Linked DNA regions of Homo sapiens: region 2 is linked to region 1. The links are chromatin loops, found by intact Hi-C in ENCODE. Cell type or tissue: PC-9. All regions are shown on one strand. Links, peaks and the distances in the headings refer to the core of each region. The heading gives the core; the rest is flanking DNA. Region 1 overlaps EPB41 (erythrocyte membrane protein band 4.1). Region 2 has its middle 28 kb from the start of EPB41.

What was found. Hi-C counts contacts between places; a loop is a spot of excess contacts. Peaks named below come from ENCODE experiments on the same cell type or tissue, not always from the same donor. Only the 100,000 strongest peaks of a DNase experiment are listed, where the experiment ranks them.
Region 2: a loop joins it to region 1, with 15 times the contacts of the local background. A loop is called at or near these places in 29 of 110 quality-filtered maps.

Annotation. Positions count from the first base shown.
Region 1 is chr1:28,969,588-28,974,960 of GRCh38, reverse strand. The region is part of intron 1 of EPB41 (erythrocyte membrane protein band 4.1); the gene reads right to left. Among named protein-coding and RNA genes, the nearest start is that of EPB41, 58 kb to the right of the region's middle. In PC-9, for the core only: no CTCF peak of the experiment used is centred there; DNase peaks (open chromatin) are centred at 880 and 2,400; H3K4me3 peaks cover 635 bases; H3K27ac peaks cover 3,248 bases.
Region 2 is chr1:28,884,323-28,889,695 of GRCh38, reverse strand. It overlaps a transcript of EPB41 not described here. Among named protein-coding and RNA genes, the nearest start is that of EPB41, 28 kb to the left of the region's middle. RefSeq lists silencers at 1,829-2,178, 2,319-2,538, 2,549-2,838, cis regulatory regions at 4,578-4,617, 4,230-5,134 and enhancers at 4,773-4,822, 4,215-4,895. In PC-9, for the core only: no CTCF peak of the experiment used is centred there; DNase peaks (open chromatin) are centred at 2,645 and 4,535; H3K4me3 peaks cover 1,697 bases; H3K27ac peaks cover 945 bases.

The DNA of each region.
Region 1 (5,373 bases), core at 304-5,303:
TAGCCAGGGGTGGTGGCGCATGCCTGTAATCCCAGCTACTTTGGAGGCTGAGGCAGGAGAATCTCTTGAACCCGGGAGGCGGAGGTTGCAGTGAGCCAAGATCACGCCACGGCACTCCAGCCTGGGCGACAGAGCAAGACTCCATCTCAAAAAAAAAAAACAAAAACAAAACTGAAAAACTGAAATAGAGAAGAGAGATTAATATCTTGCAAGTATCTCAATAAAACATGTCCAAAATTAAATTCTTAATTCTGTTTTTCCTGTTCCCATAAGTGGCTCAATCATACCATCCAGTATCTCAAAGCAGAATCCTAAGTGCTGTCCTTCTCTTAGCCTTCTCCATTTCCCTTCCTAATCAAATCCATCTGTTCATCGTATACACTCTACCGCCAAAATATATTTAGAACCAGTCTATTTTTCAGCTTCTCTACTGCTTTTATGTTTGTATGAGTCTTCTTCACTTCTCACTTAAATTACATACTAGAATGATTTGAATTTTGCCTACCTCACTAACCTCTACCCTTGGAGGTTACCCAATTTGACAATAGTTCACACACTAAAAAGGATCTTAAGTCCTTGACAGAACATGCCCCAACAGAAATGAAATTCTAAAACAGCTTACAATCTTTATCTGCATTTCTAGACTTATAGTGACCAGAGCATTCCTATGCTAAGTAGTGGGGCTACTCTAGTAAGAAAGACAAACTTAGTCTCTGACCTCCTGGATTTGATTCTCTATCCAGAAGACTGTGGACAGTAACAGCCCCTCAGTTCTCAGTATTTATATTGCATCTTAAATCTTACATTCGGTTCTGAGCAATCTATTTTAGAGAGAAAAAATCTGTCAGAGCTAGAAGATAATGATGCAATTTGAAACCACGTCATAAAACAAATAACTGAATGATATTGGGACCTTTAGCCTAGAAAAAGAGAATTCAAAGCAGGAAAATGATTGCTGCTCTAACAAATTTCAAGAGCTGCTGAATTTCATGTGACTCCTAAGGGCAGAATTCATTAGCCCACAGAAATTACAAAGACATAGTTTTCATCTAAATAAAGTAAAAGGAAGAAATTGCTAATAATTAAATGAGCTGCTTGGGAAGAGTGAGATTATCATCAAAAATATTCACTCAAGCTGAATGCCCATCTGTTGTAGATGCCAGAGAGAGGATTCTTCTAGTACGTGGGTCCTTACATTAACTGAATTCTCAGGTCCTTACCAATGCTAAGATTTTACAAATAGGAAGGAAGAAAGAAAACAAATGGGGTTGGGCACAGTGGCTCACAGCTATAATTCCAACACTCTGGGAGACCAAAACAGGAGTATCTCTTGAGACTAGGAGTTCCAAACCAGCCTGGGCAACACAGCAAGATCCTGTTTCTAAAAAAATAAAAATAAAAAAAGTAGCCGGGCATGGTGGTGCATGCCTGTAGTCATAGCTATCTGGGAGGCTGAGGCAGAAGAATTGCTTGAGCCCAGGAATTTGAGGCTCCAGTGAGCTATGACTGCACCACTGCACTCCAGCCTGGTTGACAGAGCAAGACCCTGTCTCTGAAAAATAAAAATAAACAAAAGGGACATTAGAATAGTTATACAATGGATTATTTTTTAAAGGCTATATTATTTCTCCCCCACCCCCAATATCCCCAAGGACACCAGAGAAGGGCTATATTATAAACTCAAGAGTCACCATTTGGATTAGGAGAATAAGGGGGTAAAAGCAAAAGTAAAGGATAATAGGCCCTTTTACTTCCCTAGTCAGAGGACAGAAACTAGTGACATTCTTTCAGACAGAAAGAAAATATGTTCAAGTATGAAGGTTTCAAAACTATGCTAGAAAACAGCTTCTTTCCTGATAAAAATCAATCCCCCAAAACCACAGGAAAGTATCTTTCCTTTCTAACTCAATTTAAGTACACTAATTAGCACCTCTAGAATAGGATAATCACCAATGTGGTCTTTGGATGAAAATGGTAATTTAAAATTTACAAAAGAGTTTCTTCAGAATTCTTCCTCTATCCTCTTGAAATTATTTGAATGTTAAATTACTCTTTATGAAGCCTTGCAGTGGCTCACACCTGTAATCTCAGCCCTTTGGGAGTCCAAGGTGGGAGGATTGCTTGAGCCCAGGAGTTTGAAACCAGCCTGGGCAGCATAGTGAGACCATGTCTCTACTAAAGGAAAAAAAAAAAATTAGCCAAGCATAGTTTCATGAGCCTGTAGTCCCAGCTCCACAGGAACGTGAGGTGGGAGAACTGCCTGAGCCCAGGAGTTGGAGGCTGCGGTGAATCATGATCACACTACTGCACTCCAGCCTGGGCAACAGAGCAAGACTCTGTCTAAAAAAAAAAAAACTGCTTGCCATACTGAGTGAATCAGGAATGTCACTGAGCATGATCATGCTGTTTTCAAAAACTTGGTTTTTAATTTAAGTCATTTCTATGGTGACTAATACCGCTGAATCAACTCATTCAAAGATATTTTTAAATAAACAAACTCTTACTCATCTTCTTCTAAGAAGATGAAAACACATTCTTTACTTCTCTAGAGAATTCAGGCATATACTTAAAAGATGTCTGGATATAGTCTAAAAGTGTACCACCTGGGCCCAGGCCCTCCCAGAAAATACACTACTGGATCAATGATTACTGAGCATCAATGAGGACAATGTGAAACAAAAAAAATTCATCTCCACCGAATTGAGTTTTATTTCTTTTAAGTGTCAAAGTGGGCTGGGTTTGGTGGCTCAAGCCTGTAATCCTAGCACACTTTGGGAAGCCTAAGCAGGCAGATCACTTGAGCCTAGGAGTTCAAGATCAGTCTGGTCTAGACAACATGGTGAAACCTTATCTCTACAAAGGATACAAAAAATTAGCTGGGCATGGTAGCGTGCACCTGTAGTCCCAGCTACGGGGGCAGGGTAGGGGTGGGTATGGGGTGGTGAGCCTGAGGTGGGAGGATCAGCTGAGCGCGGAGGTCGAGACTGTAGTGAGCTGTGATCGCTGCACTCCAGACTGGGTGACAGAATGAGACCCTGTCTCAAAAGAAAAAAAAGTGTCAAAGTGTATTATTTTAGCCATTCTAGATGGAAATCTTTATGAAATGGATTATATGCTTCCTTGTTTCATTTTTTAAATCTATAGACCATAATTGAGTCGTTATTGATTTAGTCATCATTATGAACCTGAATTACTACGCAGTGCTAATGTCCTCATAGGCTACTGAAGTCTATAGTGATGATTAGCTCTTTCAGAAAGATATCTGAATACTGTGCTTTTTTATTTTTTGTATCTGCCTTTATTAGGTTTCCTATTTGCTCATTTGAAGAGTTAACTCACATTTCTTGCTGATGTCAAAGTGGCCTGCCAACAAGCATCTTCCAATGTCTCTTCTTCTAATCTGTTATTGGCTAATCTACATTGATTCAGAAACCAGATAGCCAAGTGTGTTAAAATTTTGTTTAAAGAGTAAATGCAACCGGGCGCGGTGGCTCATGCCTGTAATCCCAGCACTTTGAGAAGCCGAAGCCAGGTGGATCACTTGAGGTCAGGAGTTCAAGATGAGCCTGGTCAACATGGTGAAACCCAGTCTCTACTAAAAATACAAAAATTAGCCAGGCATGGTGGCAGGCGCTTGTAATCCCAGCTACTTGGGAGGCTGAGGCAGAAGAATCACTTGAACCTGGGAGGCAGAGGTTGCAGTGAGCCAAGATCGCGCCACTGCACTCCAGCCTGGGCGACAGAGGGACACTGTCCCAAAAAAAAAAAAAAAAAAAAAAAGAAAGAAAGAAAGAAAAAAAAAAGATTAAATGCGGCCGGGTGTGGTGGCTCATGCCTGTAATTCCAGCACTTTGGGAGGCCAAGGCAGGCAGATCACATGAGGTCAAGAGTTCAAGACCAACCTGGCCAACATGGTGAAACCCTCTCTCTACTGAAAATACAAAAATTAGCTGGGCGTAGTGGCACGCGCCTGTAATCCCAGCTACTCAGGAGGCTGAGACAGGAGAATCGTCTGAACCTGGGAGGTGGAGGCTGCAGTGAGCCGAGATCGCACCTTTGCACTCAGCCTGGGCGACAGAGCAAGACTCCATCTCCAAAAAAAGAGAGTAAATGCTAAGGAAGAGTAAGACTAATGCTTCACATTACTGGACAACTTCAATGCATGGATTTTATGAAATCACTTCTAGCTCTTCAAGTACCACATAAGCCTAAAGTTTCCATTATATTGTGTCTAGTTGAGGCTATAAGGTAAGTGACCTTCAGATCAATCACACCATGACTATTCTCTTTCTTTCCAAGTTGAGATTAAAAGTCTTTAATGCCATTATTTATATAAGGTGTTGTATCCATATAAACTCTCCCGGAAAACATAAAACAATGGAATAATTTAGCCTGAAAATGTAACTGAAAGGAAGGAGAACCACACATAAAATGCTTACTAGCCTTAAAAATTTCAAGGTAAATATAAACAAAGCCTGAAGATTTCTAGCTACAAAGGGGTTTTAGTTAAGAGTATGGAACTTTCCTTACTCTCTTATTTTTAGTTTCTTAGAGCCAACTCAATCTAACAATATTTACTTTAAAATTTTGAAACTCAAATACCATAAGACTATTTTAGTAAATTTCACTTTAACCAGAAAACTACAGTAAATTAACTATCAAATATCATCTAGTAAGAATACAAGTGGGAATCACAAACATGAACTGGATCATGGATTGTTTTAGCAGATACTCTGGAAATTGGAATAGATGCAGCAGTTGTCTCTTACCATTGTTAAGTATGAAAAATATACTACAGGCCACCAGAAAATATAATACTGGCACAGAGACAAGATTTAGTACCAGTTTGAATATTTCAAATAATCCGCTATTTGCTGAAAGTATTCAATAAAATTATTGACTAAGCTTGATGACAGTTTTCTCTCCCAGAAAAGCCTCTACTATGGGACTGAATTCTGAGCAGTAAACAATAATTTTTTGGTGATGTGAACATATCAGAAACTTTAGCAGAGAATAATAATTTCACACAGTTTTGTTTTTTGTTTGTTTGTTTGTTTTTTGAGACAGAGTCTCGCTCTGTCGCCCAGGCTGGAGTACAGCGGCACGATCTTGGCTCACTGCAAGCTCTGCCTCCCAGGTTCACGCCATTCTCCTGCCTCAGCCTCCCGAGTAGCTGGGACTACAGGTGCCCACCGCCACGCCCGGCTAATTTTTTGTATTTTTTTAGTAGAGACGGAGTTTCACCGTGTTAGCCAGGATGGTCTCAATCTTGTGACCTCGTGATCCGCCCGCCTCAGCCTACCAAAGTGCTGGGATTACAGGCTTGAGCCACTGCGACCGGCCAATTTTTTGTATTTTTAGTACAGACGGGGT
Region 2 (5,373 bases), core at 315-5,314, 85 kb after region 1:
ACCCTGCAGCCTAGGTTCCATCAGCTGGGCCCAGCCCCAGCCAACAGAGGTCTGGACCTCCATGGGGCCTGCACAGCGTCAGCATCTTCCTAGCCAGATGGATGTTCCTGCCCAGCACGGCCAGCCAGTCTCCTGGCCATGGTCCATTCTGCAGAGAGGGTGCTGGTCCTGCCCTGACAGGGCTCTACCCGCACTCGTCTGGGGAGTAAGGCGGCCTGGGTGGGAGCTTCTGTTGGCACCTGGAGCCTACAGGAGGGAGGCCAGCCCTGGTCTAGGAGGGATGGGCCAATCAGGAGACAGCCAGTGTGGCCTCAATGAGTATCACCCATACACCCAGGCACTCCACCCATGCCCCATGTTGCTGAGACCTGGCAGGTGTTGCCTGGCTCTCCTATACATACAGCGGAAACCTCAGGACTTCCCCACTCCATTCCCTTCTTAAAACACACTACTGGCCTGCTATCAGACCAGCTACCGTTCTGGTCTGCATACACATTGCCTATTTGATGCTGCTTATGCCTGCAAGGTCCGGATTATTGACAAAGTACAAGCCTGGGACTCAGAGAGGTGAAGTGACTCATGCAGGATCACACAGCAGGAAAGTGGAAGGGTCAGGATTCAACCCAGTTCTGCTGTGTGCAGAGCCTACTGGGCACTGGATGTCCCCTTTCATCCCTCCCTCTGCTCCCTTCAGCTTCTGGCTCCCTTTCTTCTCAAGCCTCCTACCTCCTTGCGCAAAGTTTCTCCTGGCTTAGAATTAATAATTCCCGGCCTGGCGCGGTGGCTCACGCCTGTAATCCCAGCACTTTGGGAGGCCGAGGTGGGTGGATCACGAGGTCAGGAGATCGAGACCATCCTGGCTAACACGGTGAATCCCCGTCTCTACTAAAAATACAAAAAATTAGCCGGGCGCGGTGGCGGGCGCCTGTAATCCCAGCTACTCGGGAGGCTGAGGCAGGAGAATGGCGTGAATCCGGGAGGCGGAGCTTGCAGTGGGCCGAGATCGCGACACTGCACTCTAGCCTGGGCGACAGAGCGAGACTCCGTCTCAAAAGAAAAAAAAGAAGAAATAATAATTCCCACCTCACACCTGCTTTAACGCCTTATTTACAGTGATTTCCGAAGTGTCTGTCTGACACCCCGGAGAGCCTTCAAGGCAGGGAGTGTTCCCAGTAGGTGCTCCTTAGACTTGCGGGTCTGTCATTCTATCTCCACCCTCCTCCCCAACATGCAGAAGTCCCTTGAGCCTCCTCCTGCAGATCCCTTCCCCACCCAGCCTCCTGCCAAGACCATCCTCCAGGCCTGAAACTGGGTGGAGGTAGGGAGCTTGCTGAAGCTCCGGGGCGCGTGCCAGGGCTCTGGCCCCTCCCCAGCCCCTCCCGCTCCCCTTCAATAGCTGAGGACCTGACCCTGACGAGACACTAGGCAGCTCTCACAGGGACTCCCAGTTGCCCTAAGCCCAGCCCCAGCCAGGTTCTGTCCAAGCCTCCTCCTTCTGGAGGAAAGGGCTCCAGAGGCGGAGAAGGGGTCGTCCGTTCCCGGACCCAGGAGCTAAGGGTCCTAGAATCATCTTCCCCAACCCTCCTCTCTCCTCCCCACTCCTGGAGCGAGCTCGGGCTCGGGTTGGTCTGGACAGGTCCCTGCCTCCAACTAGCTGGAGAGGAGGGGTCCTGTCCCACCCTGAAGAGGTGGGGCCTGCCGGGAAGTGTAGGTGAGGGCGAGACAATTCTTGAGGAAAGACAGAGGACAGAGACAGGAAAAGACAGCAAAACAGAGACGACAGATGAGAGATACAGGGAACCCAGAGATGAGAGGGAACCTGAGCCTGAACCGGACAGAGAGACCCGGGAGACCCAGACAGAGGGAAGTCCCCTAGACCAAGCCTGGCAGGGAGGGTGTGGGGCTGGCGCGACGGCCGGGGGGGCCACCCTGGCGGGCACAGCCGGCGCCCCAGCTGGCGGGTCGGTTCCTGGGTCCGGAAACTCAAAGTCAGTTACGTAAGGGCCGGAGCGGGGCGCGGGGCTCCAGGCCCCGGAGCCCCCTCCCGCTGCTAGCCGCCAGCCCGCTCCAGCGCTGCTGCGGGCCCGGCAGGAGCATGCGGGGCCGGGCAAGGCGGGGCTAGGGGGCGGCCGGGGGCTGCGCCGACCTGCAGGGACTCTCCCGCGGACACCGAATGCAGGACCCCCGCCCCAGACAGCCAGGACCGGCCGGACCCGGACGTGTCTAGCTCCGGATCCGAGCTCCCGGACCCCCTCTCCAGACTCCCACGCCCCTCCCTGCACCCTGAACTTTAAGATGCCCAGACTCCTTTGGACCCCAAGTTCGGATTCTGGAATTCGGGACCGCTGGACCCCTCAGCCCTGGACCCTTCGACCCTGGTCTCGCCTCTCCCGGGACGGTCCGAGCCCTTGGGGGTAGGTTCTTCTGTCCCTAACCCCGTCCCTCCCGGGGACCGAGGGTCGCCCCCCAGGTGGTCCAGGCTCACCTGGGCTGGGTGCGGCGGGGACCGGGCCGACCGCGTTCTGGCTCCGCGCCGCTCTCGCCCTTTAAGAGGTTCCTGCCACTTTGCCCCGCCGGGGCCTCCACCTGCACTGACAGGGCAACTCCATCGTGAGGCCCCGCCCCGCCCGCTAGGCCCTCTGATTGGCGCAGGCAACTGCCGATCAGCGGGGCGGGGAGGGGGAGGCCCGGGCAGAGGAGTGCGAGAGTCGCAGTTGGGAAGGGGCGGGGGCTGCAGGTGTAGCCTCGTCCGGCGGGGACACTGAGCCGGGGGCTGCTTTGATAGACCCCAGAGGTCAGGGGAGGGAAGGGCAGGGAGTTCCTGGATTGACTGGTGTGACGTCATATGACAAAAGTGTGAAGCAATTTGACACGTGGTACTGCTCCTAAGGTTACTAGGTAGAGGGGTTGGTCAGAGGGGATCTAGGGAAGTGACCCTGAGGAGACTCACCTGGATCGCCTGTCCTACCACTTCGTCCGGCGTGACCCTGAACAAGTCACTTCTCTGGATCTGAATTTCGTCAACCATAAATCTTACAATGTTTTCCTGAGAATTAGCGATGTAAGTTAAATGTCAAGCATAGGTCTGGTACACAGTAGGCGTTCCGTAAAAGCGAGTTCTGGATCCTGTCGTGCCCGCCTTGCCACTCTTCTCAGTGACTTTTCCCCTCCTGATGGTCCACTCCATCAACGCTTCCATGGTCACTGGCCGAAGTCTCATCCCCTCCCTCCCATTTCAGGCCTGAGCTGGCTTACATATGCCCATGTCAGGAAGCTCACCACCCGGCAGAATGGCCTCTTTCATTTTAAAACTAACCCTGACACTTCAAAAGCTCTTCGTCACAGAATCATAGGATCATAGAATATTCCAGGCCAGAGCACCGTGGAAAACTAACCCTTTCTTTGGACAAATATGGCAAACTGAGGCTCGCTGAGGACAAAGCCTTCCTCTGAATGTAGTGATCTTCCTACTAAATGGGGTAACTAGACTTCCTGTGTTCCAATCCCCAACGCTGCCACTTCCTAATTGAGTTACTTTGGGTGAGCTACTAACTCTCTCCAAGCCAGTTTCCTCCTCTGCAAAGTGGGGTTAATGAAAGTATTTTCCTCAAGGGTTGTGGCAAGAATTGAATGAAAGAATCCATGTCAAGTGCTAAGAACAGTGCCAGTCCCAGGGTAAGCATGCAATAAGCATTAGCATTTATTATAATTATTGATGTTATTGTTATATTGATACATAACTGAATTAAAAGTCATACATTGACTGACTCTCCCCCCCTCCAAATTCACTGAGGACTTCTCTGAATCAGGTCCTGTTTGAGGCTTCAGGGCCCTGGTTCCTGCCTTCAAGGAGCCCATAATCTAGCAGAGGAGGGTCAGACTGAGCCCTTTGACTGGGGAGATGTTTTCTGATGGAGGGAGGTGGGCTTCAAGGGACTAGAGAAGTGTTGGATCCTTCGACCAGAAATCAGGACACTTGAGACCCTTTCAGTCTCTATCCCTGTGAATCCCCTGGGGAAGCCTGGTGCGCGAGCACACACACGTGCGCACACACACACATAGACAACCAGGCTCCCAAGCACATTGATGTACCTTTCACTTGCCTATATCACACCTGCCCACCAGACAGTATTGCCCAGGGGTTACGAGGTAGGGATTTGGAGGCAGGTGAGTCTGGGTTTTGGGCTTTGGGGCAAGGCACCCGCCCCCCACCCTGGGGTAAAATGAGATTAATAATAGTGCTAACTTTATATAGAGCTGTTGTGATGGTTAAATGGGAGTATGTGAAAATATATTTGCAAATAGTAATTAATCTAGTAGTATTTTTTAATTCCTCTCACGTGTACTCTTGCACCCAGGAGAGTGCAGGCTGTGAAATTTTTGATTTGGCCTCTGCAAACAGTGGCTCCTCCCCCAACCCCATCCCCACCCCTGACTCAATCAAAGGGCTAGGGAGAGGAAAACCCCAGCAGTCAGGTGGATGGGGTGATTCTAAAGAGCTGCTGTGGGCCCTGCCCCCTCCCTGCTGGGGCAGCCACGTGGCTCTAGCTCTGTTGGGCTGAGCTGCCTGTGGGTGACTCAGCAGTGCCAGTGCCTGCCCCAGCCTGATAAGAGTGTGTGTGTGTGTGTGTGTGTGTGTGTGTGTGTGTGTGTGTGTGTGTGTTGGCCAGGGAGGGCTCTGCGTTTCTGAATTTGTGCGTGGGGAGTGCATTTGGGAATATGCTTGTGATCCTGTATCTCCTGTTTCTGTGCATTTGTGTATGTGTATGTGTAGGGGGGTGTGTTTTGGTGCCTGTGAGGGTGTGCCCCTGTTTGTGAGTTTATATAGAGGGTGTGAATCTGTGTCTGTCTGTGTCCTATAAACAGGTTGTCCCCTGGGCCTCAGGCCCTGGGACCTAGAGAGCTCTGCCCTGTCCCACAGCCCCTCCACCCAGGCACCTGTGTGTGTGTTTCTCGTTGAGGTGACTTGTGCACTTGTGTGGGTGAAGGCCTTGTGTGGCTTTGTCAGTCACTGAAGCGGGAAAGCTGTCACTCCCTGGACTGCAGGCCCCCTGCCCCATGGCCTCTGCCAGTGACATCATAATCTTCGCCTCCATCCCCAGACTGCAGGGAGCACTTTGCTACCTGAGATGCCCCCGTCAGCAGTGACCTCTTGAAGAAGCCACTCACATTTAGCGATCCTGGTTCTTTTACAGGCATTTGCTCATTTTATCTTATTGAATCCTAACAGCCAAAAATGTTCTAAAGAGCTTCTGAGGCTCAGAGAGCTAAAGTGGCAACCCAAGGTCATACCACTCTTTTTTTTTTTTTTTTTTGAGACGGAGTCCTGCTCTGTCGCCCAGGCTGGAGTGCAGTGGCGTGATCTCAGCTCAC